Regions from separate parts of the Mus musculus genome. Here regions 2 and 3 are each linked to region 1. A link is a loop called in an ENCODE intact Hi-C map of the cell type or tissue named here. Cell type or tissue: left cerebral cortex. All regions are shown on one strand. Links, peaks and the distances in the headings refer to the core of each region. The heading gives the core; the rest is flanking DNA. Region 1 holds the start of Dnajc24 (DnaJ heat shock protein family (Hsp40) member C24). Region 2 holds the start of Elp4 (elongator acetyltransferase complex subunit 4). Region 3 overlaps Pax6os1 (paired box 6 opposite strand 1).

Region 1 (10,636 bases), core at 1,611-9,610:
CTCTCACAGTGCCAAGCCTCAGCTGTTCTTCATGACCTTCATGCCCTCAAAACCAGTACTACCAGTACACATTACCAAGTCCTGCTGCAGCAAGAGGTACAACCTTGGCTATCTATGGAACATAGCCTCATTGTGCTCTCAGAAAACACTTCCCAGAAGATGTCACCTCAGTGATACTGGCCTCTTCTTAATCACCACTAATTTCTTAGCACCAGCTAACCAGCATCAATAGTCCTAGTAATGCAAAGGTTTTGCTTTAGTAGTTCTGGAAACTTGTTAATCACAACTGTTTTTTTTTTTTTTTTTTTTCAGCTCCAGCTAACCAAAACCACAGAATCGTCACAATCAAAACAGCAACGGCCCTGATAAGAGTCTTTACTCTTCCCTCTGAAATTTCACAAGCCATGACTCCATCTTCTGCACTGTTCTCAACAGTATCTTCCAAGCTCCTACAGAAAATCCCACAGAGCTCTTAACATCCCAATGGCTCTTCTACCTCAAAGTTCCAAAGTCCTTCCATGGTCCTCCCCAAAACAGGGTCAGGTTTTCACAGGAATGCCCCATTATCCTGGTACCAATTTGTCTTAGTCAGGGTTTCTTTTATTATTATTATTTTTGATATTTTCTTTATTTACATTTCAAATGTTATCCCCTTTGCTGGTTTCCCCCTCCTGGGAACCCCCTATTCCATCCCCCTTCTCCTGCTTCTATAAGGGTGTTCCTCTACCGATACACCCACTCACACCTCCCTGCCCTAGATTCCCTTACACTAACTAGAGCATCTATCAAGCCTTCATAGGACCAAGCACCTCTCCTCCCATTGATGCCTGACAAGGCTATCCTCTGCTTCATATGCAGCTGGATCCATGTGTACTCCTTGGCTGGTGGCTTAGTCCCTGGGAGCTCTGGGGGGGAGGTCTGGTTAGTTGATATTGATGTTCTTCCTATGAGGTTGCAACCCCTTTCAGCTTATTCAGTCCTTTCTCTAACTCCTCCATTGGGGACCCCACACTCAGTCCAATGGTTGGCTGCAAGCATCTACCTGTGTATTTGTAAGACTCTGGCAGGGCCTCTCAGGAGACAGCTATATCAGGCTCCTTTCAGGAAGCATTTCTTGGTATCCACAAAAGGGTGACTGTATATTGGATAAATCCCCAGGTGGGGCAGTCTCTGGATGCCCTTTCCTTCAGTCTCTGCTCCACACTTTGTCTCTGTATTTGCTCCCATGAATGTTTTGCTCCCCTTTCTCAGAAGGACTGAAACATCCACACTTTGGTTTTTCTTCTTGAGCTTCATGTGGTCTGGGAATTGTATCTTGGGTATTCAGAGATTTGGGGCTAATATCTACTTATCAGTGAGTGCATACCATGTGTGTTCTTTTTTTATTTTTAACAATTTTGTATTAGATATTTTCTTCATTTACAATTCAAATGCTATCCCAAAATCCCTTATGCCCTCTCCCAACCCTGCTCTCCAACCCACCCACTCCCACTCCCTGGCCCTGGTATTACCCTGTAATACCAGGCATATAATTTTTGTGAGACCAAGGGCCTCTCCTCCCAATGATGGCCAATTAGGCCATCTTCTGCTACATATGCAGCTAGAGGCAGGAGCTCAGGGGGTACTGGTTAGTTCATATTGCTGTTCTTCCTATAAGGTTACAGAACCCTTAAGCTCCTTGGGTACTTTCTCTAGCTCCTCCTTTGGGGGCCATGTGTTTCATCCAATAGATGACTGTGAGCTCCACTTCTGTATTTGCCAGGCACTGGCATAGCCTCACTAGAGTCAGCTATATCATGGCCTTTTCGGCAAAATCTTGCTGGCATAGGGAATTGTGTCTGCGTTGGGTGGTTGATTATGGTATGGATCCCCGAATGGGGCAGTCTCTGCATGGTCCTTCCTTCTGTCTCATCTCCAAGCTTTGTCTCTGTAACTACTTACATGGGTATTTTATTCCCCATTCTAAGGAGGGACAAAGTATCCACACTTTGGTATTCCTTCTTCTTGAGTTTCATGTGTTTTGCAAATTTTATCTTGGGTATTCTAAGTTCCTGGGCTAATATCCACTTATCAGTGAGTGCATATTATGTGAGTTCTTTTGTGATTGGGTTACCTCACTCAGGGTGACATTTTCTAGTTCTATCCATTTGCCTAAGTATTTCATGAATTCATCGTTTTTAATAGCTGAGTAATACTCCATTGTGTAAACATATCATATTTTCTGTATCCATTCCTCTGTTGAAGGACATCTGGTTTCTTTTCAGCTTCTGGCTATCATAAATAAGGCTGCTATGAACATAGTGGAGCATGTATCTTTGTTATATCTTGGAGAATATTTTGCATATATGCCCAGGAGTGGTATAGCTGGGTCCTCAGGTAATACTGTGTCCAATTTTCTAAGGAACTGCCAGACTGATTTCCAGAGTGGTTGAACCAGATTGCAATCTCACCAACAATGGAGGAATGTTCCTCTTTCTCCACATTCTCGCCAGCATCTGCTGTCACCTGAGTTTTTGAACTTAGCCATTTTGACTGATGTGAGGCAGAATCTCAGGGTTGTTTTGATTTGCATTTCCCTGATGTTGAACATTTCTTTAGGTGTTTCTCAGCCATTCGATATTCCTCATTTGCGACAAATTCCTCTTCTAAGTACTCTAAATGAGTACAGTGTTTTCTTTAGTAGGCTACATCTTAAGCACTGAACCATCATTCCAACCCAATGGTTTATATTTATGTTTGTGATGGGTAAGTTTGCTTCTGAATATAAGTTAGTAAGAAACAAACCTATTTTAGAAGCTTGTTGAAACCAAGCTGATGCAAGGTTTTCTCCAGGCCTGAGGAGGAACTAAATCTAGGAACATGCTTGGCAGAGCAAGTAATGGTTTGGAACCAGGGTCTTGGGACCTCTTTCTTTAGGCCCTGATTGTGGATAAGGAAGATCCTTCCTTGTCTAAAACCATGAATATGCTTGGCAGAGCCAGTAATAACATGGAGACATGGTCTTAGAGGACCAGAGGTTTTCCTGAGAAATCAACTAACCCCACCCAGAAAAAAGGCGGTGGTTATCAGCCCCAAGGTCCTTGTGATTCACTTGAGATAGCCTGTCCCCTTTGTGCAATATTGTTTGTTAAGCTTCCTGCTGACTTCATCCTATTGTATGATAGCTTTCTGCTAAGTGTGTCCCATCTCCCTTAAAACCATATATAAGATACTGTACTTCTTAATAAGATTGACTGGTATAAGACATAGTTTGTGCAAGACCTCCTGACATCAGATTTCCTACCCTTTTAATCTTCTCATCCCCTAGTCCACTAGGCCTTGGGTCTCTGTCCCTGGAGTATGACCTTGTCCAGATTAGAAACCCATCACTCAAACTTGAAATGTGAAGCAAGTCAGCTTCCAGTGCTTAGCTTGTCAAATAAGAAAGGTTTCTTCCTCCAGAAGGCTGGCAATTCCACGGGGGAAACAGTTTCAATACATACCTCTAGAGACAATAATACATCACGGAATTGGAAGATTACAAATGAGTATTTTATACAACTTGCCATAGAAGTTGAAAGAAGTACTGTCTAATGATTCAACTACTATAGAAGGTAAATTAATGCCAGAATAAAATGCTAGGACTTTAGGAGGCAGATATAACTCAGAACGTAAAACAAGTGCTACCAATTCTGACAAGCTGAGTTCAGTCCTCAGGTCCCACATGGTAGAAGGAGAAAGCTGATGCCCATAAGTTGTACTCTGACCTCTAGCACATTCTGTGGCATACCCACACATAGAAATGCATGGACAGTAAAAATCAATGCAATTGGAAAAGAGTTATGACTTCATTCTCTAAACCTGCTTTGCTCAATGTTGTAGCTATTAATGATATGAGGCTATTGAAACTGAAAATAGGTAGTCCAGACTGAGAGGTGCTAATTTACATTATTCCATTTTATAATGAAACTATTCTGGATGTCAAATATAATATTTTCAAAGTCTCACATAGAGCTTGAATTTGGGGTTTGCTATATTTCTATTGAATGATGTTGTTCTAAAATGGAAATTAATGATTAGTGATCCATGTCAGAGCCATCTTGAGGAGTTTATTCAAATGTTAATTATTTGGATTATAAGACAAGCCATCTGTTTTTTTTTTCAATGAACTAAACACAACAACAGCAATAAGTTGTTTGTGAAGAAGTGAGTTTTACCAAATATATTTTCAGAAACAGAACCACCAGACTCAATGTTTCAAGTGTCTGAATACATACCCAAGCAAACCACCGATAAGACATCTTTGAAACAGAGAAAGTTAAAGAGAATGTATTTATTGGATGATATCAATTAAATATTGACAGCTTAGGTTGACCAAGGACACCTTGGAGATAAAGCAAAAAGTTCATCTCATTTAGTGCACAATGCTAGAATTCTTGGAGATGAGAATGAAAAGCATTTGTGAGTTCATATGAAAAAACATCAAACAAACTGGCTAAAGAAAATAAATTACACAATAACCTGATGGAATAGTATATCAAAACTTTTGTTCTCAAAATTGGACTTCTTGAACATATTTCTGTATACAGACAAGGGTCAAGAAGGATTATTTGAGGGCTAGGTAAGGTATATGGGGGCTTTCTTATAATATTGTACAGGGAGAGATTCACAATACTCACTATGCATTTTGGTAGGCTCACACACATAGTTTTCTAAGCCCAGGAATGAAGCTAGATCCTGCCACTGTATAATGGTCTTTGCTTTAAACATGACAAAATCTATCCATTGGAGAACCCAATCTGTGCTTTTATATTTAGATTTTAAAGTCAACTGTATCATTCTGCAGTTTTTCCTTACGTCATGCAATGCTCATTACAGTAAATAATTTATCCTATTAGAATATTTCCTACCTAATTTTATCTTTGGTGCTTCTTGAATTGATATTTGGAAGAAATAAGACAAAAGGGAAAGTACATCTAAGAAAGTAGCAACACCAAAACTACTTTGTATTGCCAAGGGAGATCATATTAAGGTCTCAAAACTAAGATGATTCTCATCTCCAGATACAATGGGGGGGGGGGGGGGAGAGAGAGAGAGAGAGAGAGAGAGAGAGAGAGAGAGAGAGACAGAACACAACAGCACAGTTCATTCTGTTAAGAACGCTGTTTCTACACCTGGATAATTATATACCCGGCCTTTGTCCTTGATTTGTTTCCTCATCTACAAAATAGTTCTAGCAACATCTTCCGCAGCTGTCTCACTGGGATGAAGCGAAAGCGACAAAGAGATAGAAAATGGGAAAGGATTTGCAGTTAAAAAATATTTTAAGTCAGTTGTTCAGGTTTAACGGAAATTATTAGGCATAATTTGTTAGCCATCCTCATCCTTATCACCAACTGCCCGTCCCCAGTATAAACAAATAGGACCGGAGTTGCTCAAGGTAAAGTAAGAGGAACCTAGGATGAAGGTGCACCTTAGGAGATGTAGAGGGATGCAACAATCGTGGTGTCGGGGCAAAGGAAGAATTAGAGCAAATTGAGGAAAGGCATTTCTCTGCGTACCTCTCACTGTTGACAAAACCTCAGAAATCCCGACGCGTTACCATAGCGGCCGCGTCTGGACTGGAGGCGGGGCCTTTCAGTAATGTGCACCAACAACTAGGGCGCGACTGGAAACGTACTCCCGCTGTACTCCAACTTCCGGCGGAAAAGAAAGTGGGTTCCGCTTTCCGTCCGGCTGCCGCAGCAAGTGGACTCCTGCTCCAAAGTGAAGCGCCATAAGTCTGACGCTGTGTGGAGCCAGGGGAAGGCATCAGCAGGGACAGCCTCGGTGGGGCGGACGCCTGCCTGTGGACGCCGCGTGTCCGCCAAGCTGCGGCTGCTTCAGGGTGAGTTGGTTTCTAAAGTCTGGAGGACTGTGGCATCCTGGAGTGCATAGCTTCGGGAGCAACGTCTTTATGGGCTGTGAGGATCTTTGCCCCAGCAAGAGGACTCCCCTTTCCCCGAGCCCGTGCGGTGCTGTCATTTTGTGCGTCTTTATTTTTACTCTAGAAGAAAGAAGCGAACCAGGGAAATTCAGGAACTATGTATGTCCTTAACATTTCTTTGGTATTCCATTCCTTTTATCTGTTCGTTTCATACATACTTATTAAGCTCCTGTGTGTTTAGTGAGCACCTGTATGCCAGTTTTGCCATTAGATAAGAAATACCTTTTTAAAATTTTAATTAGGTATTTTCTTCATTTACATTTCCAATGCTATCCCCAAAGTTCCCCATACCCCTCTCCCCCCCCACACACACTCTCCTACCCACCCACTCCCACTTCTTGGCTCTAGCGTTCCCCTGTACAAAGTTTGCAAGACCAATGGGCCCTCTCTTTCCACTGATGGCCGACTAGGCCATCTTCTGATACATATGCAGCTAGAGACAAGAGCTTCGGGGGGTACTGATTAGTTCATATTGTTGTTTCACCTATAGGGTTGCAGACCCCTTTAGCTCCTTGGGTACTTTCTCTAGCTCCTCCATTGGGGGCCCTGTGATCCATCCAATAGCTGACTGTGAGCATCCACTTCTGTGTGACAGCTATATCAGGGTCCTTTCAGCAAAGTCTTGCTAGTGTATGCAATGGTGTCAGCGCTTCTTAGAAGCCTATCCATCACCCAGGCTCATTATCAATTTCTTTTTATAACATTGTAAATTTATTTAGGTGATATGCATATTCCATGAAATATTTAATAGGTTTTCAGTATCTTTATATCCTTGTATCCTTGTACATGGCATTTATGGGACATTTAAAATGGAAATATAGACTTTCTTGGGCTTGCAATTTACTCAAGTAGTAAGGAATCTAGGAGGAATATTTCTTTATTCTGGTTGTAATGAATTGCTGTAACATTTCTGCTGCAGGTCATCAGAGAAGGCTCCCTTCTAGGTCAAAGGACGCTGATGGCTTTGGAGCAGACACTCAAAAAGGATTGGTACAGCATTCTGGGTGCAGACCCATCTGCAAATATGTCAGACCTAAAACAAAAATATCAGAAACTCATATTACTGGTAAGTCTTTTCAGATTTGAAATCATGGTGGGGAAAACAGTTTTTTTTGTTTTTCAGTGCGACCAGAAATTTAAGCTTCAAAACATTTCCATCAATAGGAATCTAGATATTTGTTTGTTCATTTGAACATTTTTGTAGTAGAGGAAAAGGATTTTGACTAGGTGTGGGATAGCATGGTAGTGACTGAGTTAGAATCCCCTGACTCTCTCACTCTCAGAACCTGGATTACTTTTCTCTATTCGTCTCAGATAATTTTGACTGAAATAATCCATGTTGGGTCTCTAAAACCGTTTTTACTTAATAAGTGTTGAAATCCACTGTCCACGACCATACTAGTGAGCACTTGAAATGTGTAATATTCTATGTGTAAAATTGTAGGCCGGGGCCTAGCAAACACATAAGTAGATGCTCACAGTCAGCTATTGGATAGAGCACAGGGCCCCCAATGGAGGAGCTAGAGAAAGTATCCAAGGAGCTAAAGAGATCTGCAACCCTGTAGGTGCAACAACATTATGAACTAACCAGTACCCCGGAGCTCTTGACTCTAGCTGCATATGTATCAAAAGATGGCCTAGTAGGCCATCACTGGAAAGAGAGGCCCATTAGACATGCAAACTTTATATGCCCCAGTACAGGGGAATGCCAGGGCCAAAAAATGGGAATGGGTAGGTAGGGAAGTGGGGGGGAGGGTATGGGGGACTTTTGGGATAGCATTCTAAATGTAATTGAGGAAAATACGTAATAATAAAAAATATTAAAAAAAAAAAGAAAAGTTGTAATGTGTTATATAGACTGTTCTCTGGATTTTGATAATTTGGTAAAACTAAGAACATAGAAATTAAAATTTTTTACACTGATTATATATTAGAATGATAATACTTTTTATGTTCTGGCTGATGAACAGAATGCATGTGCCTGTTTTACAGTAATATTAAAATTTTAAGTAATATATTTAGTCTTTGAGAGCTTCATACAATTTTGATCATCTCTATTTCCCTTATCCCGGATATAATTCCACCTCCCTTACCAACCCAAATTTGAGTTCCCTTCCCTACTTCCCCAACCCACTGAGTCCAGTTTGTGTTGCCCAGATACTCTTGGGTGTGTGGACTGCCCTCATGTGTGGTCCACCTGCTAAGAGTCAGACCTTCAAAGAAAACTGACATTTCTGACTGCAGTTATCAGATGCCAGTATCTCCTCAGGTAGAGGTGGGACTTTGTGCTCATCTCTTCCCGTCCATTCTGGCATTTATAATATCAAAATGTTTTTAATATTGCTTGTGTTTAACATGTATGTGCAGCATTTATTTAATAGTCTAGATTATAGTTCTGTTGTATAGTGATAATATAAGCCTTTAGAAAATGTTTTTCAGTGATAATTATTGTGGTATATAAATTATCTAGAACTTTTTAATTGCTTGCATTAATGTATCCAGCGATACTATGATGTTCCTAAGACAGGATCAGTTACCTTGTAATAGTCTCCACTTACTTCACTTTACAAAGAAAAGATAAAGAATCAATATTTGCACAGCATTGTTGGTCTAGTTTATGTCAAATATGATCTCTGGTACTTTGCCCAAGCTCTGTTTATTGGAAAAGGTATCTTGCCATCTGAAATCTCAATCTTAGGGAATAGAGAGTAAGGGAACTTTTGGTACCTTCTGCCTTGGAACTTTTAAGATCAGAAACATCAAGTACATATTGTTGAAAATTTTCCTTATACTAAATCATTCTTGTACTTTAGTTAATTGTAAGATAATGCTAGAGAATTGACTGGCTAGACCTGGAAGTTCTTCCATGTTGTCTTTTAATTAAGCAATGAGAAGGCTCTGTGTGGTCCTACTTGTCAAGACTAAAGTGGATGTCCACTTTATATGCACATTAACAATATAGTGGGTCTAATTTTTGTCTGTCTACTACTAAGTTTTATATATATATATATATATATATATATATACAAACACATATACATATACATATATATTTTTATATACTAGAAATATAGAAATATATACTAGAAATATATTTCTATATTTCTAGTATAGAAATTTTTTTGTTTTTATTACATAATATACATTTTGGCTTTGTTGTTTTATGTTTACTGCTTTGCATGTCTTCTCTAATGTCATGAAAATATTCTCCTGTGTCTTCTAGAAACTTTATAGTTTGTTTTACTGATAGACATGTGCCTTTTATGTAGACCAGGATCAGTGGTTAAATCTTTAATTTTTCTCAGTATGGAGATTCAGTCCCTCTGACATCCTTTGCTGAAAACATACTCTTTCTCCAGTAGCCTGTGCTGGCAGTGCGGGTCTAGTTCTAGGTATTATTTGAAATTCTATCATTCTTCTTGAGTGTGTTTTTGTTTGCTTACATTCTTTTTTAAAGAGTGTGTATGCATGCGTGTGCATGTGTCTGCCTGTATGCATGTGCGTGTGCGTGTGTGTGCGTGTGTGTGTGTGTGTGTGTGTGTAGATCAGAAAACAACATGAGAGAGTTGGGTCATGTGGGTCTTTGAGATGAAACTCAGGTCCTTGGGTGTGGTGGTGAATACTTTTAAAACCTACTGAACCATCTTGTTAGCACTTGCTCGCACAACTTGTAAGATTCTAACAAAAACAGTTTTGGCTGAGTCTTTATAAAATTTTATTAATATATATCCATTCTAGCAAAATAGATACCTTATTAGCAATGCCTTTGATTATATGAATACATTATAGTCTTTCACCTACACACTTAAATAATTTTTAATTTATCTCATCAGTATTTATAATTTTTAATATAGAGATTGTGCTAGTTCAGTAGGCTTTGTGGAAGCCTCAGCTCTTTTATTCTTCAGCTCTCTATTTTACAAAAGTAAAGGAAGAATTATGAGTTGATGTGTTCCTCTGTGGTTTTACCAATAGTCTAGAAGTAATGGTACTGAAGACATCTGGCTTTCTTTCTGGAGTATTCCTATCTGAATTGGAATGTTCCATCTTTCTCTCTCATCTGGTTAACCCGACTTCTGTCAGCTGATTCCATCTCTGAATTCTGTGGGAAAACTGTTCACCAAAGATGGCTCTACTACATTTTTCAAGTTCCTCTCTTCCATCAGAAGGTCTGCCCCTTCTCGACTGCAATCACCATTGTCCAGGAGCAGCACTAACATCTCCCTTGCTGAAAGCTTCAATCAATTATAAAACATCATTTTGGTTTATTGCTAAGATGGCCAAATCCTAGTTTCCCCAGAGGAGTTCTGGTTTGTGCCTGTTATTCTGGCATAGTTAATAGCACCCCCTTCCAGTACACAAGTCTCTAAGTTTAAATCAGGACCTGATCAGCAGCCTTGGTCTAGCTTAGCTCACATTCACCTTTCATTCATTGTCTTTTCTTGTATTCCAGGGCATAATATTTTTCTGAGGTATCTCCTGTTACAAACAATCTCTGGAATGTTGTAGGCATACAGATAAATATTCAATAAATGTAGGCAAATTTATATTTTAATACCTATGTCACCAAGTTTTTGCTTTTTTATTTTTTCATTTTTATTTTCTGTCTTATTTAATTATTTTTGAGAGGTTTCTTTCTATTATTTCAGCAACACAATATCTTTTAAAAAA
Region 2 (10,636 bases), core at 2,637-10,636, 98 kb after region 1:
CCTGGAATCTTAATGAGTGTGTGAACAAGCACAGCTATCTTAGGAGATAGCAGATTGTGCAAACTTGGATGTGAATTTACACAAACTGTTCACTCCTAAAGATACACACAGGATACACTGTAGCATGTTCATAGTGACAATATATAAAACCTCCCCAAATATGTACTAATGATGAATTAACAGTTATTGTCCATATACTAGGATATAACAATGAAAATAAACTATAACTAGCTGTAATAAGGTTAAATCTCACAATACTGAGCAAAGAAAAGTAGAAACAAAAGCTATACAGTATAATTATCAATATGTGTATATTATAATACATACGTATGTGTATAATTATAACACATGTGTAAAATATAATATATATAATACATAACTAAAGTAACCCCCACAATGAAATCAGGTAAGTGGTTATCCTTGTGGAAGAAGGAGAAAGTGACCAGCATGTGCCATAGAGTGATCTTATATAATGATTACAAAATGTCTTTCTTTGTATCTGCATGCTGGTCACATGGTTTGAAAAAAAAAAAAAACATTAAGCCATCCACGTCTACATTTAAAAAAAGTGACTGTAACCAGGAATTTTCAAAAATTCTCACTGCAATGACTTTTAATAATTCCCTTAGAGTAGACACTCCAGATAAATTCCAAATGTAGAATATCTCAATTTGTAGTCACAGCAAGGGGATAATGTGAAAGAATGAAGAATGTAACACACTTCATGGATGATCCTTTAAATCACAATGTTGACCCAGAGGCCCACCTGCTATCACACTAGGAGGCACAGGTAGGTGGGAGACACCCAGAGGTCTGCCTGTAGTGGGAGCCACTACTATGTGCAAGTACGTGGTGGAGAGATGAGAGAGAAAGAGAAGCAGAAGGGTCTGAGCACTATATAAAGAGAGGCAGAACTGGAGGTACAAGGATGGAGTGAACAGCCTGATGCAAATAGCCTGCCCCGTCACCTGAGGTCATGGTGAAGTCTGGGCCTGTGTTGCATCTGATGGCCATGTCTGGGTTCCCAGCCATACAACAGCAGGTGTCTGTATTGAAGTCTGTGGCTCATATCACCACCAAAGGCCATGAGGATGTCTCTGATCTGGGCTGCTGCCTGAGACCATGTTGATGTCCAAGGGTTGCAACACAGCTGGCCCCACCCCTCAAGGGCTGCAATGAATACCGGTGACCCTGTTGGCTTGGATGCAGGTAAGCAGGCCTGAAGATGTGAGAGCAAGAAAGTAGGCCCCGCCCCTTGTAGGATGTACCATTGGGTGAGCAAGCCAGGGCAGTGTTGGAGTTTGCCCCAGTGGTGTGGGTGCAGGAGAGCTGGCAGGCTGACTCAGCTACCACCCAGGCTCAGATTCAAAGCTTTCGGGTGGCCCAGTCCAACATCTACCCCATCTATGAACTGCATGAGCCTGTGAAGGGGCTGGTCCTGTAGATCCAAAGCTGTAGGATCTCCATTATACAGGGCAACAACATGACAGCCAGGAGGAGTCCCAGTGAGGATCCAGCATAGCAGAAGCTAGAGGCCTCAAACCAGACCAATGACTCCTTGCAATGAGCATTTACAAGATGTGTGAACAAAAGTGTATACTCTGTGACACACTACAGCTTCCCCAATGAGATGTTTTGGTTTTTGTTTGTTTGTTTCTTTCTTTCTTTTGGGGGGAAGCTGTAAGGGCTGAGGGTTGATGTGAAGGAATGTGGAGATAATTGGGATGGGATGCATGATGTGAAACTCACAAAGAATCAATACAAAGTTTTTAAAAAACAAAATGTGAGTGAAATAAGAAAATAGATACTATTTTATAAGAAAAAGAGGCAAAATATAAACACATTGCTTAGGAGTACACATGAAAATTAAAAATTATACAAACATAATTTAAGTAGTTACAACAAAAGGTAGATTATTTATTACCGCTAAAGAAAAGAAAGACTAAGCCAGACACGGTAAATTATAGCTAATGAGTCCAGGAATGTGAAACTATCAATAGTTAGACTCCCATCACTAAGGAGATGTAGAGGGAGAGAAAAGAGGGGAGAGGAGAGATAAGAGAGAAAGAACAGCATTAGTGCTGGGGAGTGCAAGTGATGCTATGAGGATATGGTGGCTTGGGACTGCTGTACAGGTATCACACAATTACCTCATATTTGCCTGTGTTTTTGTTTTGTTTTGTTTTTGTTTCATTTTGTTTTGTTTTATTTTGTTGGTTTTTCGAGACAGGGATTTTCTGTAAAGCCCTGACTGTCCTGGAACTCACTTTGTAGACCAGGCTGGCCTCGAACTTAGAAATCCGCCTGTCTCTGTCGCCCAAGTGCTGGGATTAAAGGTGTGTGCCACCACCGCCCAGCTTTGCCTATGTTTATAACCTTATATTACACAATGCAAAGTTTAACCTATGTATTATCTGTGATATTACATTCTTGCTGAAAAAGAAAAAGGCACATTCTCTTGTTAACATCAATTTACATTCTTGGTCTGCAGTACTAATTATTATAGTAATATTTTAATAACAAAGAACTATTACTATGACTAATTCTTCATAATTCCAATTAAGTATGGACTTCACATGTTTTACAACAACTATAAAAATATAGGAGACATGTTTTACAACAGCTATAAAAATACAGGAGACCTTGAAAGAATATAAGTTCAATTATTCTGCTCCACTTTCACTTATGTATTGAATGTTATTTCTGCCTCTTTTTTCTTTTCAAACAAAAAGTGTACACTTACATTAAAAATCCCAGATTATAACCAGATAATTTTGTGCAGATTGTACTCCTCAAAAAATTTTGGCTTGAAGGTAAGAAGACAGTTTCTTTCTTCTCTAATATTAGAGAAGAAATCAAACTTTAAATCAACTTTAGGACTTTGTATACATATATGATAAGGGTCTGTGATAGCTTAGCTGCAGATAAAATATTTGAAGTCTGACCTACTGTCACTCTGTGTAGGTATACTCCATATGTTCGAGCAAACATGGTGGCTGGAACAGGGTAGACACCAAGTAATGTTTAATTACCAGTACTTTAAAATATAAAACACAAGTTGCTCATTCAAAATTGATCCAATATGATCTAATTTAAATTACACTGAAGTAGTTTCAACTGCTGGGAAATGGTATTGTGTAGACACAAATCATTTTCTCTCCAATAGCATATGGAAGTAAAATTGTTACAACTATCATTGCTATAACAGTATACTGACTTGCACTTGCACACACACACAAAGGATATACAATTGAGGAAGTCATTTAAGGTCAATACTGACAGGTATCTCTGAATATATATTTTTATAACTTTTAGACACAACTAAACAAGAAACAACCAATAAATAAGGAAACAAGAGAAGATCGTCCTCCCATAAGACTTCAGTAGATTATTAACCTGGTGGCAACAGTCTAGCACTTTTGTGACTATAACAATGTCCCCGCCCCCACCAAGGGGGTGGGGCACAGAGCAGTTCTTTGCTCACCTATTTAGTGCCTTTAGTGCTCTTTAGAAAGTCACATTGTGTCCAGCAGGGAGCAGCCTTACAACAGCCAAGGACTTAACTTGAATACGAAACCCATAAAGGAAATCAAGGGGTGTTTGAATTCTAAAAATTCTACTTACCATAAGTCTGTTCTACAATTTGTTCAACTTTATGGTAGGTTTCCAGGAAACCCCAGATCTGACGGAGGTCTCAAAGCGTGCATGGGTCATCCATGGCTTCCGATTCCTAAAGCAGTAAATCCAAATTGTGAATGTGAAAGCGTCTCTGTCCAGTGCTGGGCTAAGTTATTGTAAAGTAGGAGCAGATATTTCTCAGTGAGTTGTGTCTTCCTTTTGGTGGGGCAGCAGGAGTCTTGAATTTGGATATTCAATACCATTGGACCTTTATTAAATGGGACTATTAAAGTCTTTTATCCAAAAGAGAATTTAAGGAAGGAGTTAGAAGACAGGTTACATGAAAAGCTAAGAAGCTCTGCGGTCAGAGTTATGGGAGTTGATAAGGCAGCCATCCACTCTTTTGCTTTTCCAGGTCAGTATGCATATCTAATGTTTTTTGTTTTTGTTGTTTTGTTTTTCTTTTTTGAGACAGGGTCTCCCTACATAATCTATGTAGTCCCCAGTGTCCTGGAATTTGCTTTGTAGACTGTACTGGCCTCAAACTCAGAGATTTTTTTTTTTTTTTTGCCCCCAGAGTACTGGGATTAAAGACACTGAGCCACCATGTATGGCTAATCATAAAATTGAAATACAGTACTAAATAGTTTATAATGCTGTTGTGAAAAAAAATCATGACCAATTGAAAGGCAAAATATTTTAGTTTTAAAACCTATGATGCAGTTAGCTATAATAATTCTATATCAGTTCTTATGACTTAAAAGACAAATTATTTTGTCTCTATTCCTATGTGAAATGTCAAAGTTTGCTTTGTATGTGTTTACATATATGGCTTTTCAGAGTTTACAACAAATAAGATAATTATCCAACTTCAAATACATATAATTTAGAGGGATTTTATCTGCTTAAATATATTTATTCTATTTGCAGGCACTATAGCTAATCTGAATCGCATTGTATTGCAAGTCTCAAATACACTTATATACCCTCATGTAAGTATTTTATTAGTTATGTAAGCATCTGAGCCCTCCCTAAACATTTTAGAGTCAATATTTAATCACCTAAATTTCATTTCACTCTTGTTTCAATCAGTTAAAGGCCACTACTATTTTAATATATACTAATATACTAATACTAATGTACACATTAGGCAACAAACTTTTTTAAGTCAATAGGACTTTGTTATTACTAATGTGCCATGCACACAAACAATATCCTTAACAATTTGCAATATAAACTTTGAAAGAAAGAAACTCATCTATTTAGCACTTGCTAGTACTATTATTAACATGAAGTGTACTGGTGTACTATGAAACATATATTTATTGGGAAAGGAGTGCCTGTCATAGCATCTATGGCAAGAGAAGTGAGAGGACAGCTTGTTCACATTGGTTCTCTCCTACCACGTGGGTCGTAGGGGTGGGACTCAGGTCATCCTGATGATAGTTTGTACCTCTGATGTTCTGAAAAAGTACATTTTCTGCAAACAGCCAAGTTTATGTCAGTTCGTCATGGCAGTCCTAGGAAGTTCTTGTAGATTTTGGCAATAGGATGTGGGGTGTAGCCTTAAAAGAGACTGTGTGGTCTTCTCTCCCCAGGATCATGCCTACAGCAGAGTCTGCTTCAAAAGGACAACTTTAGTAATATTTCTTCAAAAATTGCTCTCAAACAATAGTATTTTTTAAACTAATATAAATAAACACTGGAGACAGTGAGGAGCATGACCATACTAAGACCTTGAAGGGTTTTAGAATATAAAGTATATAGAACAGAGAAAGATAGAAGAGTCCACCACACAGGCTGACAGCTGTGTAACCCTCCAGCTGCCACTTACTTCTGTGGGGCAACACAAAGAAGTGCCACATAACTGGCACTTTTAAATGGCTCAAAGGAAAAGGAAGACCATGATGTAACATATAAAAAGTATTTGAAATTAAATTTCAGCTTCTAGCAAAGCTGTGCTCAACCATTAATGCCAGTCTCATGGTTTACTCATGGAAGAGATGAGAAGATTCAAGAGATTTTATTGTCTGCCAAACCTAAATTACTTACTATTTGGTCTCAGAGCTATCCACTTAAGACCAAACACAAATATACAGTAATTGTCATATTTCCTACTGTGACTCTAACTGGTGTTGGGTTTTTATGGAGAATAATAAAGGATAATCAAAAGAAACAAAGTATATTATCTGCCTAAAAGGAGTTTGACATCTAAACTACAAAGACTGGGAACTAGGATAGGAATTCTTTATTTGCTATTAGAGAAGGAATCCACCATTTTAATAAAATTATAAGATTGTATAAAAATTACAAGACTGGGTTTAAGCAGAAAGCAAGTGCTTAGCAGTTATCTGAGTGCCTTAAAAATATAAAGGCATGTGCTGTACCTACTGTCACCAGTGTGACATATCTGAAATGAAAACAAGCAACCTTTATCAAATCTCTCTGGTTGATGTGCTGCTAAACCACAAACTTTGTTGCCCCCCCATATGATTCTCTTATATTTGTTTGAAGTTTTTTTAATTATTATTTGTTTTGCTGATGCTAACTCTGAATATCTGATTCTCCTTTTCCAACTGTTTGGGATTATAGTCTCCTGCCCAAGCCCAAATATGATGCAGGAAAAAAGAAAGGGTGGGAAGGAGGAAGGGAAAGAGGGAATGGAAAGAAAAAACCGTAAGTAAAGGTGTTGTGGTGGCATTCACCTGTAAGTCTCAGGCAAAGGCAGGCAGACTTCTGTGAGTTATATACCAACAGGGCTACATAGAGAGATCCTGTCTCAAAATAAATGAATGAATGAATGAATGAATCAATCAATCAATCCATATATCATGTATCACCCATCACTGTCAGCAGTAATTAAGTGACACAAGTATTGACTTAGGTCTCTTTTTCCGTTCAAACATTGCTTATCTTGGATGTCTTCTAGAAATCACTTAACCAATTCCTCCTCCAGTTCACATATGAAAAAAAAAATCAGGTCTGAATTACATGGTTTTTTTTCTACCACAAATAAAACTCATAGTGTAGTAGGAACCCTCTCCATTCAGATTCAAATTACTAGAAAAATAAGGTACAAATACATCTAATTCCACTCAGATTTAGGGGAGAGAAACTTCAAGTAGTTTCCGTTATTTGCAGCTGCTTTGGAGAAGTGACAATTAAATGTGTGAACAAGGTTGTCAGAGTAACACTTGCCATTCACACTGCTTAGGAAAGACCCTCCGAGATTTCCAGAAACACTAATTAAAATTAAGAAAAGCTGCTCACGGGGACTTGTCAGAAAGGTATAGTCTGTGAGAGTGGGGGAAGAAAGCCCAATGGTCTCGAAGTTCATAAACGGAAGTTTCTAAGTAAAGTCTACCTTAACCCAACCCACCTAACCCTGGGTTCTCACTGCCTTAAGCCCAAGAGCTCACCAGCCACTGAAGTCACAGTTACTCCTGTCCAGACAGCTCAACCATTCGGGAAATCAAGGTTTCGAGGAGAGGTAGTGGTGGGGGTGGTAGGGATGGGGAATAACTTTCCTTAGAGACCCAAGAGGTGAGAGAGGCAAAAAGAGGCGTCTCTCTGCTAAACAGCAGGGGAGAGCGCCAACTCGCAGTGGCTTTAGAAGCCCTGGGGGCGAATCGCTTCTCTTTCCTTTCCTTTTAACTCGTGAACGTAGGCACTCGCAAATCAAGAATGCCGAAGGACGGTACCCACCTGCGGCCCCAAACACCAACAGAAGTTCCTCGGCCAGGACTCAGACGGACCAGGGCCGCGTACACCCCTCCAGCTTTACGCACCGCACTTTTCAGCAATAGGCCTTGCGATTGGTTGACCTGCAAGGAAATCTCAGTTCTATTGGCTGCCAATGGCGTGTAGGCGGGACTTTGGGGCTAGCTCTGACAGGCCCCCCGCTCCAGTTCCCAGAGTTCCGATTGGGTCATCGTAGGAGCTTCAAGATGGCGGCGGCAGACACTTGCGGCGCGGGTACCCTCAGCTCCCGGTCTGTGGCGTCCGAGGCGGGTCAGGGCGGCACCTCTAGTTTCCAGAGGAAGGGCAAGGCCTCTGGGGGCCCCGGAGGGGGCCCTCGGCTGCTGTCCATTGCTGGCACGCGACCGTCGGTGCGGAATGGACAACTGCTGGTGTCAACCGGGCTCCCAGCCCTGGACCAGCTCTTAGGTCGGTTCAGAATAAATATGTGGGCGCGTTCCAGGAGAAACTTGGGGGAGGGACTCCTGGGCAGCCCATCACCCCTGTGCTTGGCCCGGCCCCACGCACCCATTTCCTTTTTCCCTCTCTTCTTCATAAGCATGGTTAGGATGACCTGCCCTGACAGAGGAAGACTGGGAGGAAACTTGCATGGAGATGTCAAGAGGTGTGCACTAAGCCCGCCTTAAGACCCAGACTCCTTACTCTTCTCTGTTCAGCACCTCATTTCTAGATGACCATGGACTCCCTACATGCCATTACCCTAAAATGATTACTACTGAAAAAGAAACACATATGGAAAGGAATTGGCTTGTAGGATCCTCTGCTGGTGTCTTAGGACTCCTTCCTTCCAACCCCGGGTAGCTTAAAGCTGGGACTAACCCACAAAACTTTTTAGAGTTTTAAAGAAGGGTTCCTTTAGAAAAAGTTGAAAGTATTGCCCTCTTTCCCACAGCCTGGCTACTCATCTTAAATAGTAGAGCGGTATGGTTCTAAAGAGTGGATGTTAAAGATGCCTGTTGACTCAAAGAAATGACAGTCCTTGGTATTCAGATAGTTCTACACCCCACCCGAGTTTCTTTTTTTTTTTTTTAATTTTTTTTATTAGATATTTTCTTCATTTACATTTCAAATGCTATCCCAAAAGTCCCCTATGCCCTTATCCCCGCCCTGCCCTCCTACCCACCCACTCCCACTTCATGGCCCTGGCATTCCCCTGTACTGGGGCATATAAAGTTTGCAAGTCCAATGGGCCTCTCTTTCCAGTGATGGCCGACTAGGCCATCTTCTGCTACATATGCAGCTAGAGACACGAGCTCTCAGGGTACTGATTAGTTCATATTGCTGTTCCACCTATAGGGTTGCAGACCCCTTCAGCTCCTTGGGTACTTTCTCTAGCTCCTCCATTGGGGGCCCTGTGTTCCATCCAATTGATGACTGTGAGTATCCACTTCTGTATTTGCCAGGCACTGGCATAACCTCAGAGGAGACAACTATATTAGGGTCCTTTCAGCAAAATCTTGCTGGCATATGCAATAGTGTCTGGTTTTGGTGGCTGATTATGGGATGGACCCCTGCCACCCGAGTTTCTTAAATATGTTCTTATCATCTCTGGAATTTTTTGGGTTTTTTTTGTTTGTTTGGTTGGTTGTTTGGTTTGGTTTGGTTTTTTTTTTTGGGGGGGGGGGTCGAGACAGGGTTTCTCTATGTAGCCCTGGCTGTCCTGGAACTCACTTTGTAGACCAGGCTGGCCTCGAACTCAGAAATCCACCTGCCTCTGCCTCCCAAGTGCTGGGATTAAAGGCGTGCGCCATCACCGCCCAGCATCTCTGGAATCTTTAATGCAAAGCCTACTGAAGAATATACTTGTTTCATAGAACTGATTTGTTGAAAGGATTGATTAGTTAAGTTAGTAGGACAGGCTGCATTTCTGTCTGACTGCTGCTTCATGGAAACGTGTGTTTACATTTTGTAACCCTTTTTTATAGTGTTTATTATATTTCCTTTAAACTTGGTGCATTTGTATAATATATTGCATTTACCATTGCTTATTCTTGTTCTTCACTTGACATTTTCTCTGGGTTCTGCTCCAGGCTTTTCAAGTAAGTTTAGCAAAAAGGAAAGTCACAAGACAGGGAGCGCATCAGGAACAGCATGGTTTCTTGATTCTATGATTTCTTGTCCTAAATGTACCTTGATTGTTTTCTACATAAATTTAAAGTAGTTTGACATAATTGTTTCAAACCCACTCAGTTGTATGATACTGGAAACATGATGCAAAATGCATAGTAGGTAAATGTGTATTTCACTTTTTTTCCTGTTTGGCCTCAGTTATCCTAGTTTTGAACCCAAAGCTTAGAAAAGTTTGCTAGTTTTAGTGAACTCTCACCCAGAAAGAAACTAATCTGCAAGATTTAGTGACAGCAGATCTTTCCTAACAGTCTGACCTATCTTTTCTACCTCTTAAATGTCTATATTCTTAATTAAATAGAGGTAGGTGCCTTAATTCAGTTGATAGTAATCAAACTCCTCAAGCAGAAGGACTGCATTTTCAGTATTGTACCTTCATTTCCTCATTACAAATAGTAAAATGTGCCTAGACCGGAGCCTGGCACTCAGTAAGTTCTTAATAAGGTCTTGATTGAAAGAAGAAGAAAAAAGCCTAAACAGGAAATAGTGAAGTATGAAAAGTGGAGTTTGGCATTTGAGCTCCAAAAATTGATTCAGAAATTTAATGCTATGAATAGTCCCCAAACTCTAGACCACCAGAGCTCGTGTTTAGCTTCATATTTAATCATCTCAGAACTTACACCAGGGCTATTGCTAATTTTCAAGAACTATTTTCAGGGAGTTTTGATAGTTTACTGAATTTAAGATTAAATATTTAACTATAGTCTTTTCACACCTGCCAAAAAGAACTGAGGGCACCTTTTCACCTGTGTTTCTATGGAGACGTGTGCTTGAACAATCATTTTGAAATTTGCAGAGATGCTTGAAGAGTGGAGGAGTTTAGTATTTGAGTCTAACATGGTAAAAATTAGTGTTCACTAAGAAAATTAAAATAGTAGCAATTGCTGAAATGTTGTATGTTTTGCATTATTGCAATTGATTTGCAAAGTATATAGAGATCCAGATAGTTGTAATAATTGGAGCTACTATATTTGGAATAATAAATATATTATTTATTATTACTGGGTAGATGTATTTCAGTTGTTAACTTGAACATTAAGACGCTAATGACATTTTGTAACTTGATTTCTTGTCCTATATGTCTCCTGAAGCAAAAAGTTTATATTTGTTTTTCACTAAAATGTTTGGATGT
Region 3 (10,636 bases), core at 1,852-9,851, 390 kb after region 1:
GGAATCTGTCTTGGTGTTATGAATACAAAAGTGACAAAGGGAAGGATCCCCTTTCTCAAAGGGCTTCCATTCTGGTGGAAGGAGGCAGGTTGTGCAAGCTATTAAGAATAAATACCATTACAAATGGTTCCTAACTTAACAGTGGTTTGACTTACTCTCTCTCCCACCAACTCTGTAGTATTTGTGTGTGTTTATGTCATGCAGACACCAGAGGTCAAAGTAATGTGTCTTTCTCTACCAGTCTCCATCTCACTTTCTGAGACAAGGCCTGGATCCTGGGTCCTGCTGTTTTGATGAGTCAGGCTCGCCAGTTCGGGCTCCCTGGAACCAACGCATCTCTGCCCCTGGTGGGGACATAGGCATGTACTTCTTACTGTACTGAATTTTTTTTTAAGCAGGTACTGGGGATTTGAACTCAGGTCCTCAGGCTTGCATATTAAGCACTTTATTCACTAAACTATCTCCCCAGTCCTGCTTTGACTTATTTTTTTTTTTACCATAGTTAGAATCTTTATGTTCATATTAATAGACTTTTAAAGATCAGTTTTATGGTTTTTGAATCCCCTAACCTCAGGTCTTCTGCACCTCTGCTTACTCCATCTTGCTCCGGCTTGTCCCTTGCTCTAACTGATGAACCAACGTGGAGAAACTATTCTGCGTCCAAGTCCATAGGGTACAGTGGGTTTCCATGTTGGCGGCAAATGTTCTATGGGTTTTTAAATACTGTAGTCATTCATCATATTTGTTACCCATGTTAGTGGATTTCATTGTCTGTTTTACTGTCTGGTGATGCAAAAGCAGTGTATATTAGTAGAAACTGCACATGGCGTTTGGCACTGTCTGGCCACACGTGGCCTAAGACTTGAGTGATGCAGGAAGACAACAGGCAGCAGCAGCTCCTGGGAGCACAGGAACAAAAGACCAAGAGGGTTTTAGTCTGGAGGAAATTTGAGCCACTTGTCTGATGTCACAGGCTGATGGATAGAAACTATTCTAATTCTGACTTCCGTGAGCCTGGTGTCCCTGCCCTTGGTGCTATCCCTAACCATTTCTCAAGGTGTTTTTGTTTGTTTGTTTTTGTTTTTTCTAGACAGGGTTCCTCTGTGTGTAGCCCTAGCTTTTCTGGAACTTGCACTATAGACCAGTCTACCTCGAATGAAGATATCTGCCTGTCTCTGCTCCTAAGTGCAGGGATTAAAGGTGTGCTCTGACACTGCCTGGCTTCAAGACGCCTCCCTTTCCTGCTTAACTCTGACAATAGACATAAAACCTTTCACTTCTTGTCCTACTACTGTCTGGGTTATGACTTTTGACATGTCTCTGACCCTCATTTTGTGTGGTGTGTGCACATGCACATGTGTGTGTGTGTATGTGTGTGTGTGTGTGTGTGTGTGTGTGTGTGTGTCGCTTCCAATGCTTTCCTACTCCCCCATCTTCTGGCCTTGAGCTCTTCTGACATACTCAAGGATGACCCTTGTATTGCATGGCTGTCCCTGTGAGAACAGGTCAATGGCATTGAAAACAACCTCGTGGACAAAACATTCCAGCTACGGATGTAGTCCTCAAGTGATCACAGATTGAGGGCATAAAACAGCAGCAGGCATGTTATGCCCATGTGTTGTGTGGGGCAGTGGTGACTGGTTTGTTTTTGTCCTGTTTTGTTCTGTAATTATTTGAGACCTCAACTAGGAAGACATGAGTGCCTAGAGCCAATGGTAAGGGTTGGGAACTCAAGGGTTTTTTTTTTTTTTTTTTTTTTGTTTGTTTGTTTGTTTGTTTGTTTGTTTCTCCCCAAGACTGCTAAAGGGCTAGTCTGTTGATTAAAGTAGTTCATGTGTGTTTATTCCACATGGCTTTGGGTTTCTTTCCAACATGGTCTCAGGCAGGGAGACTTCTTACATGCAGACTTCAGGGCTTCTAAACACCTGTTCCAGGGAGCAAGATGGGAGTTATGTGACCTCTTGTGACCTAGCCTCAGTCACAGCACTGCTCCTGACACTCTCTATTGTTTGAAACAACCATCCAGGTTTAAGTAGAAGCGACACAGCCCCACCAACTCAATAGGCTCGTCAAGTATTTCAGCACATGCTTTACACCCAGGGTGCAAACAAACAGAAGATTGAGAAATTAAACATACAAGTTAAAAACCCACCAGTTTTTTATTACACAGGCGTCTCTAAAACAGCTCCCACAGTTTTCCATACAAAGATCTTTCCTGTTTAAAATAAAACAGAAATCTTCAGAAAATAATTATTACCTAGGTAAGAACAAAATGCACCAAGCAAATAACCCAAAACAACCAAACATAAAGAATTAAGCATAATACAAACAATGTGAAATCTTCCTGAAAATGTGTCAGCACCGGTGACCGTTGATAACTTTTGAAGAACACCCTTTCAGGCGTTTCTCTATGCATCTACACAAGTAAACATGTCACTACTTTTACAGAAACTGGATCAACTATTGAACGCTTAAAATTAAATACATTTTATTTTATTTTTTTTTTACCACTCAATAATATACTACAGCCAACAGAGATTGTTGGTTTCATATCCAGTAGCTATTATCCTGATGGATGCTTGGTTTGTGTGTTTGCTTGGTTATTAATTAATTTATTTATTAACACAGGATCTCATGTAGCCCAGCCTGGTCTTACTATGTCATTGAGACTGGCCTTGAACTCCTCCTGATCCTTTTGCCTCCACCGTCTGAGTGCTGGGGTCACAGGTACACTCCATCCTGTCGGCCAAGGGCTCTGTCTTAAGTCGCTGGTCCACATTCTTTTCAGTAGAAACTTGTTCCCAGAGGTGGGCTCTACCGTCAGCCTCTTGGGCAAAACAGAATTTGCCTTAGCTGTGGATAGTCTCTTCTTTTAGCTAGCAACAGAATAAGGAGGAAAAATGCAAAAGAATTCTAGCCAAAGTGACACAAGAATTGGATGGATTTAGAGAAATGTATTTCTTTTAAATAATGTTTTAATTACTATTTTATGTGTATGGGTACTTTGCGTGCATGAACGGGTGTGCACACCTGGTGCCCAAAGAGGCCCGAAGAGGCCCAGGAGCTCCAGAACTGGAATCATATACAGTCGGGTGCTGTCCTGTGGGTTCTGGGGATCAAAGCCAGGTTCTCTGGCAGGTGAAGCTAGTGCTCTGATTGCTGAGCCATTGCTCCAGCCCAAGGAAATGGGTTTCCTAATAGTAATTAAGAAGGCAGTAGTTTGGAATGGCCACTCTTCCTTTACCATACGTTGTCTTTCGTGCATGAGGTAGCAGTGTTGTTATCAGGATCTCTGAAACCCATGACATCACATAGGCGGGACCTGCAGACCTGTTGCCAAGGCAACAGCTACCATATTCCCAGAATCCACTTAGCTCATCTCCCACCTTTACCTGTGTTACATCATCACTCATATATAAAGACAAACCTCCCTGATCTCTCTCTCTCTTCCCCCCCTTCTCTTTCTGCCATCACCTTGCTCCCCTCTCTCCCAATAAACCTCTTACACGTGGAACTGCTTTGGTCTGGTGTGCTACGTTTAGACTCGAGCTGCTATTCTAACACATCAAGCAGTGAGTGCCACAGTAGCTTCAGGTGTTGTGAGGATTGCCTTTCTTCTTTTTTATAATAAATTACTGATTGTTTAACTTAAATGGTTGCATCATAGTTTTCTGTTAAAACCAAGAGTATTCTAACTGATGAATGCCCATAAGTACTATTATGCAAAATTACTGCCTTTTGAATTGGAATATCATCAATAACTGTAAAATTCCTAACTGTTTGCCATTTTTGGCCCTTTTCTTTATTTTGAGTCATAATAAATGACACTAATGAATATTAATATTTGAACTAACTTAAGTTGCATGTCATATATTACCTCAAACCACAATGATTCCATATATGTTACCTTTTAATTATCCTTTAATGTTGACATCTTTCACAATCATTGGATTTGTTTTTTTAATTTTTAAAATAAATTTCATACATGAGCACACAGTATTTACAATATTTCCATTCCTCCACATTACATCTCTTCTCCCTTTTCAAGCCCATGTTATTGCTGTATATGTGTGTGTGTGTGTGTATATATATATATATATATATATCCCTATATGTATGTATACCACCACCTACTGAATTCCTGTGTGTGTATGTGTTTAGAGATAGCCACTGGGGCTTGGATAACCTATCAGGAGGCTTGTCACTGAAGAAAATTTATTTTCCCTCTCTCCACAGCCATAGACTGCCTGTAGCTCTATATTTACTGGTGGGGCTTTGTTTAATTTCCCATTGGCATGCTGACTATAGGGTCACTATGTAGGCCATGTTTAGGCAACCATACTGTTGAGACTTCATGGGTACAGCACTCATGTTATGTCTAGAAGATACTGTCTTACAGCCAGCTCCCTGGTCCTCTCGCTCTTAAGATCTTTCAGCCTCTTCTTTCACAGTGTTCCCTGAAACTTGTGTGTAGGGGTTGTGTTGTAGATGTATCAGCTGGGACTGTACACCTCACGGTCACACATTTGCTGCATTTGAACTGGTTGGGGATCTCTGAAGTAGTCTCTGTCTGCTGCCAATGAGGCTTCCTTGATGAAGGGAAAGAGTTGCATTTACCTGTGGATATACAGATAAGTGTTTAGAATACAGTTCGATGCTATATTGATTTAGAAAAATGTCAGTAGTAGTGCAGTAGTGAATCGTAGATCCTCTAGGATCTGTGAGCTTTCCAGACATGAGTAGTTGACTGCTTTGAAGTATTAAGCATGAGTTCCCTTGTACTGAATGGACCTTAAATCCAACTCGATAGCTGTTGGTTACCCCTGAGATAGAATCGCCACTTGAACCAGGGTGTACTCCTGGACTGGTCACTGCTGTGCTTCACAGATTTAACATCTTGACAGGATTCCTGACTACTGTTAGCACCTTCTAATACTGTGAGGATTAGCCCTCAGGGAGAGGGAGGACTAACCTTCAGGAAGAGGCAGGACTAACCTTCAGGGAGAGGGAGAACTAGCCTTCAGGAGGAGGAGGACTAGCCTTCAGAGAGAGGGAGGATTAGCCTTCAGGGAGGAGGAGGAGGACTGGCCCTCAGGGAGGAGGAAGACTAGCCCTCAGGAAGGAGGAGGACTAGCCCTCAGGGAGGAGGAAGACTAGCCCTCAGGAAGGAGGAGGACTAGCCCTCAGGGAGGAAGAGGACTAGCCCTTAGGGAGGAGAAGGACTAGCCTTTAGGGAGGAAGACTAGCCTTCAGGGAGAGGGAGGATTAGCCTTTAGGGAAGAGGACTAGCCTTTAGGGAGGAGGACTAGCCTTAGGGAGGAGGACTAGCCTTCAGGGAGAAAGACTAGCCTTCAAAGGGGAGGTCTAGCCTTCAGGAAGGAGGACTACCCTTCTGGGAGGAGGACTACCCTTCAGGGAGGATTTGCCCTTAGGGACATGGGCTCCAGGTCAATTCCACTTCTATTTCTTCAAGTCCCATATGTGTTGTTTTCAGGAAGAGGGTCTTACCTTCAAGTTCTGAGAGAAAACCAAGTATGATGGCAATAGCCTATATTTGTTTTGGGGTCTCCTGAAGTCCTCTGACCAGCAACACAGAGGGATGCTTCTCATGGCTCTGGGTTATTTGTCAAGGAATCTATGGCTCCTAGGAGAAGCATTGTTAGTCCATGTGACACAATACCACTTAAACAATAATGTATTATATATAAAAATATTTAAATAAAATAGTGTTACCCATTAAGCTTCACACCACCACTTTCCCATAAGCACCTGTGTCATACTATCTCCTGCTCTCGAGCCTTTCCACAGAACGTTATTAAAACTAATCAACCTGGCGTGATTGTGCACACACCTCTGACCTCACTACTCAGGGGACTAATGTAGAAGGACTGAGAGAAAGTTTAAGGCCTTCATAGTGATGATCCTATCAAAACCCCTAACAAATTGACATTGGTAATAGTATTGTTTAAGCTAGACTTTATTTGGATTCAATGAGTTTTTGTGCAGGCCCTTCTCCACTCCAGGAAACAGAGCCAGGTACTATTATGCATTAGATTCTCTGGTTTTTAATAGACTTGAAGTCATGTCCTTGGCGGGTGTAACTGAACACACTTCTAGAAAAAGCAAACAAACAAACAACACATTGAAGGCAAACATATGCTTAAGTGCTTATGAATAGTCATCCTTACAACTTTATGTAGCAAGGTGTTCTTATTCTCGTTTTCTTTTCAGAGAGGTTGAGGCTTGGTACAGGCCACTCAGGGGCAGAGTTCAATTCCATCAGACAGCTGGCTCGGGTTTAGAGGATGTTATATCCCTGACCCTTCACCAGAGCTAGGCTGGAGAGCAGACCGTCACCTGTGGGAAGAGCTAACTCTGTTCAAAAATGAATATAACGCACCAGCAGCTACTGGCCCATTTGGCCAGAGTCCCCTATGTCCCTTCCTCCTGTATCCACTCCTTTTAACTTATTCTGACTAACCAACAGCTGCTTGTCAATCTTACCCAGTGCTCTGGGCTACAATGCAAAGGCGCCTCCTGGTGTTTGCATTTGAATAGGGACCCGAGTCTGGAAAACAATGAGGCTCGGGTGGGAGTGGGGGCGAATTCGAGCTAATCCTCTTCCTGGCGTCTTCCATTCCACCACGTGGCATTACCTCCCGCACCTGCGCAGAAACCTCGATTCTCCTTTTGAATTCCTTGTGAATGAGGTCTGTGCATCTAAAGAGGGACAGAGCCTTCCAGGGACAGGAAAAAGGACTGCTTTTCAGCCAGTGTCTCTTTGGCACCACCTCCTGGGTTCCTACTTTCCTGCATGGGAGCACTATCCATTGTCAGGCCAGAACCAGGCAGGGAGGACTCTAGGTGAAGGTAGCTGTCTCCGACCTTTCCAAACATTCAGAGACCTTTCCCCAGTGCTCGAAGGGATGCTAATTGTCACTGTGCAGTAGAGACATGGATGGTCCGAGTGACCAGCTGGTAAATGATACAGTAAGGCCTGTAACTGTGGCCCGCCTGCTTCTGTCTACACAGCTTCAGATCTTCCACCACAGCGAACATTGTCACCACGATTGTTCTAGAAATAGGGCCATTGCCAAAACCAACCTCAAATTCCTGGTGTGCGGAGGATTCTGTGATGTCCTGGGTCAGCAGTCTGTGGTTCTCAGTCCCTGGAGAACCAGGCAGGAAACAAAGCCTCTTTCTCAGGCACTCTCCTGAAGGCGGAAGTGGCTCTGTGTGGTAGGCAGCAAGTTAGAGGCCAGGGCCAGCATCCTGTCAGGGAGTGAGCATTTCCGCATTCAAAGTGGCACACCGAAAGGACACTGAGAGTGAACCACTGCCACTCTGTTTACCTGGGAGTTCTCTGGGACCTAGGAGCAATGCTAATCCTTTTGTTGGCTTTAAGAGGACTCAGCGAAACCAGCTCTGTCCGAAAAACAGCTTGGGGAAAACTAATAGACTACAATGTGGACTGACTCAGCTCAGTCATCATCAAGCCACTCGCGGAGCAGCCTTGTTGTTGATGAGTTGGCATGAGGTCACCCTACGGGCAACAGAAGTCACCACTCAGGGCTGGTGAGATGGCTCAGTGGGTAAGAGCACCCGACTGCTCTTCCGAAGGTCTGAAGTTCAAATCCCAGCAACCACATGGTGGCTCACAACCATCTGTAACAAGATCTGACGCCCTCTTCTGGAGTGTCTGAAGACAGCTACAGTGTACTTACATATAATAAATAAATAAATCTTTAAAAAAAAAAAAAAAAAAAAAAGTCACCACTCAAAAGTATGAATAAGAACTGCTACCAGGTGTTGTCCTTTCCCTACACACAAACGCTCGACATGAGTGAACTTGGCTAATCCTAGGAACAAACAATAAAACAGTGTGCATAATTACTACTGTCACTTGACTGGTAAAGAATCTAGGCATTGAGGGTCTGGAAATTTGTACTGGATCTAGGACCAAATATGGCACTTTGATCCCTTAAAAGTTTCAGGCAGAAGGAATTGAAGGAAGGAATAATTGTTAAAAGCTCACATGGTAAGCAAGTGGCAAAGTTGGGAGCCAACGTTATCAGAAAGGCTAGGAGCAGAGAGTACTGGGGACGGCTGGATACATCCATGCTTCCCTTTCCTGTGGGTTTTGATTTTGGTTTTGTTCTGGTAACTTTTTTTTTTCTTTTTTGGACAAGGTCTCACTTGTATGTATGTAGCCCTGGCTGACCTGGAACTCACTGTGTTGACCAGGCTGGCCTTGAACTCACAGAGATCTATCTGCCTGCCAAATGCTGGGATTAAAGGCATGTGCTACAACGCCTGGCTAGTGTCTTATAATACCTGTTTTATGGGATGAAAATCACAAAGAGAATTTACACCAGAAAAGAAGGGAATGGCCCTCAGTGGGTGCCTGGTTCATGGAAAAATGGGCAGTGTCTGAGTCTTCGAGTGTCCAAGGGAAGTAAGTTTGGAAAGACCATGGTGCTTAGGGGGACAGAGGGAAGGAAAACAACCAACACTGATGTTAGGGGGAGAGTTGCTTAGAACTTAGTCATTGATTTGATTGCCTTTATATTCCCTCACAAAACCATGGGATGAAGACAAAGTGCCTACCCTCTATGGGGATTGTAATCTGGGAGCAGGGAAGGGGAAAAGTTAAGCTTTCAACTAAGCACCCATGAACTTGCAAAGGCATAAAATAACCTGCAAGTCTGGCTTCTGTCCTGCCATAGTTTGAATTCTTGAGGATCAGGTATGAATGCCTGCCACACAGTCATCTATGAAGTCGGTGCTTAGGCATTACTGCATAGTGGTTAAACAGATATACAAGATACACTGAAGGAATAGCCTATGGGGTTATGTTTCTGATTGTAAGAGGTAGAGATGGGGGTGGTGGAAAACCCTCCATTGAGATTTGAGCCAGGGTTTAAGAGTTGAAGTTTCAACGAGCTGCTGAAGTTATTTCCTGTAGAGGGAAATAAAATGCTGCCTACTGATGCAGTCTAAGCATGTCTGAGGAGCTACCAGATAAGTTCCAGGAGCTAGGACTTCAGTGTAGGCCAGTGATAAGGAGAAAGAATCAAAGGATAGGGTGAAGGGTATGTACCTAGGTGGGGTAAGCTCACTTGAGTCTTACCACAGTATTGGGTGGGAAATTGGGTGAGTCCCCTGATCTCCTTTCAGGAGGTATATTGAATCATGGAGTCTACTGGTAGATCTGAGAACTTCAGGATTAGATATATTCAAAAGTATAAAAAAGATGTCCCACCAGACACCATTCATGGAGACAAAACCAAACCTTGGAATGTATTCCTCCATGCAGAAGTGCAGTGTGGACATGCCCCATGTATATGTGGAGATACTTGGTGAACATGAAGGGGTAGCCGGAGAAGGTAGAGAGGAGAGAAAACCCAAGTGGCTGAGCTAAAGCCTTCCTTTGCCTTCTGCTGCCTCCCTTAGTCCCTCTGGATCATCTAGACATCTGCAGATCCTCCCAGAGTCTCTCATTTAGCCCCGGAGATCTGCGAAAGCCTGGGTGCAGAGAGTTGGTGCAGTTTTGACAAGATGCTCACAGAGGTTCAGTGACTAGTTTTAATTAGGCCATCTTTGTTTATGTTTGATGTTTATCAGCTAATTGGCATGGCAAGGTGTGAGTCACACGGCTTTCCCCTGGCGTGGAATCAGTTTGTCAGAGGAAAGGCCAGGAGAACAAATGATCCCAATTATGAGAGAACCCACTGGGCTAATTATCATCCCACTAAGGACAGAACACCCCCCCCCCCCCTCCTGCTCTTCCTGCTGTGGCTGCACCAAGCACTTGCTCGGGATCCCCCAGCCTCCTCCGACCCAGGAAGTCAGGATCTAGGCCCAGCTGGCTACCTGGAGATTTATTCTCTTGAATTCAAAACCTACATGTTCCTTCTGCTTAGACACACTAAGGCAATAGCTCTCCTTAGTCCAAATTAATTCTTCCTTTTAGACCCTGCCACAAAAGTAGCTCCTATATAGCTTTTGGATGCATTTGTAATTAACTTTTCAATAACATAATTGGTTTTGTTATAATCACTCTCTTACTTATGAAAGAGACTGAGTGGTGATTGGACTTTACAGTAATTGATTGGTTCAAGGGCAATGGCTGCAGTTGGCTTTGAACTCTCATGACTTCTCAGCACTGCTCTTGATCAGTACAAGATCCCCGGAGGCTCAAACAACCTAAGCATCAATCCAATCAGGATTCTTCCGGAGGATTTTTCTGGGGCGACTGTCCCTGTAACTATGGTAGTACTAGAACAATGTGGTCCAGAACTTTCTGTGACGGTGGAAATGACCATCTACTCACTTATCCAGGCAGTATTTTTAGCCACATGTGGCTATAGAGCATAACGATCGCTGAGGGCTGATTGACTTTTTCGTTGTATTGGGTTTTGATGGAAAGAGCCACACGGAGCTTGCTGCTTCCTTTGTAGGACAGTACCTGCTTAACTGCGGTTTTCCCGAAGGCAGCAATTCCTCAGGAGCCTGCACCTGTGGCTTTTCTACCCCACAGTTTCCTGCCTCCCAGTGGGCAGCGCAGGGCTCCTGGTTTTCCGTAGCTTCCCCGCTGGTCACTGAGGCCCCTCCAGCGGAGGGCTCGTGCAGAGGA

Evidence for each region. Hi-C counts contacts between places; a loop is a spot of excess contacts. Peaks named below come from ENCODE experiments on the same cell type or tissue, not always from the same donor. Only the 100,000 strongest peaks of a DNase experiment are listed, where the experiment ranks them.
Region 2: it touches region 1 in a loop (2.7-fold over the local background); 10 of 42 quality-filtered maps call a loop at or near these places.
Region 3: it touches region 1 in a loop (2.1-fold over the local background); 2 of 42 quality-filtered maps call a loop at or near these places.

Annotation. Positions count from the first base shown.
Region 1 is chr2:105,998,324-106,008,959 of GRCm38, reverse strand. It overlaps Dnajc24 (DnaJ heat shock protein family (Hsp40) member C24), which reads left to right and starts at 5,411. Exons shown (of 5, transcript NM_026992.3): 1 at 5,411-5,866; 2 at 6,885-7,031. The coding sequence starts at 6,924. In left cerebral cortex, for the core only: a CTCF peak has its summit at 5,740; a DNase peak (open chromatin) is centred at 5,671; H3K4me3 peaks cover 1,644 bases; H3K27ac peaks cover 827 bases.
Region 2 is chr2:105,901,418-105,912,053 of GRCm38, reverse strand. It overlaps Elp4 (elongator acetyltransferase complex subunit 4), which reads left to right and starts at 7,490. Exons shown (of 10, transcript NM_023876.4): 1 at 7,490-7,785. The coding sequence starts at 7,566. Immp1l (IMP1 inner mitochondrial membrane peptidase-like (S. cerevisiae)) reads right to left here and starts at 7,416. Exons shown (of 7, transcript NM_028260.2): 1 at 7,324-7,416; 2 at 3,625-3,730. In left cerebral cortex, for the core only: a CTCF peak has its summit at 3,531 (motif pointing right); DNase peaks (open chromatin) are centred at 3,534, 6,987 and 7,474; H3K4me3 peaks cover 1,832 bases; H3K27ac peaks cover 942 bases.
Region 3 is chr2:105,612,504-105,623,139 of GRCm38, reverse strand. All of the region lies in intron 1 of Pax6os1 (paired box 6 opposite strand 1), which reads left to right. It overlaps Gm35946 (a long non-coding RNA gene), which reads right to left. Exons shown (of 5, transcript XR_866617.2): 2 at 7,105-7,272; 3 at 6,189-6,357; 4 at 5,509-5,644; 5 at 2,658-2,876. Among named protein-coding and RNA genes, the nearest start is that of Gm35946, 6.3 kb to the right of the region's middle. In left cerebral cortex, for the core only: a CTCF peak has its summit at 6,571; a DNase peak (open chromatin) is centred at 6,663.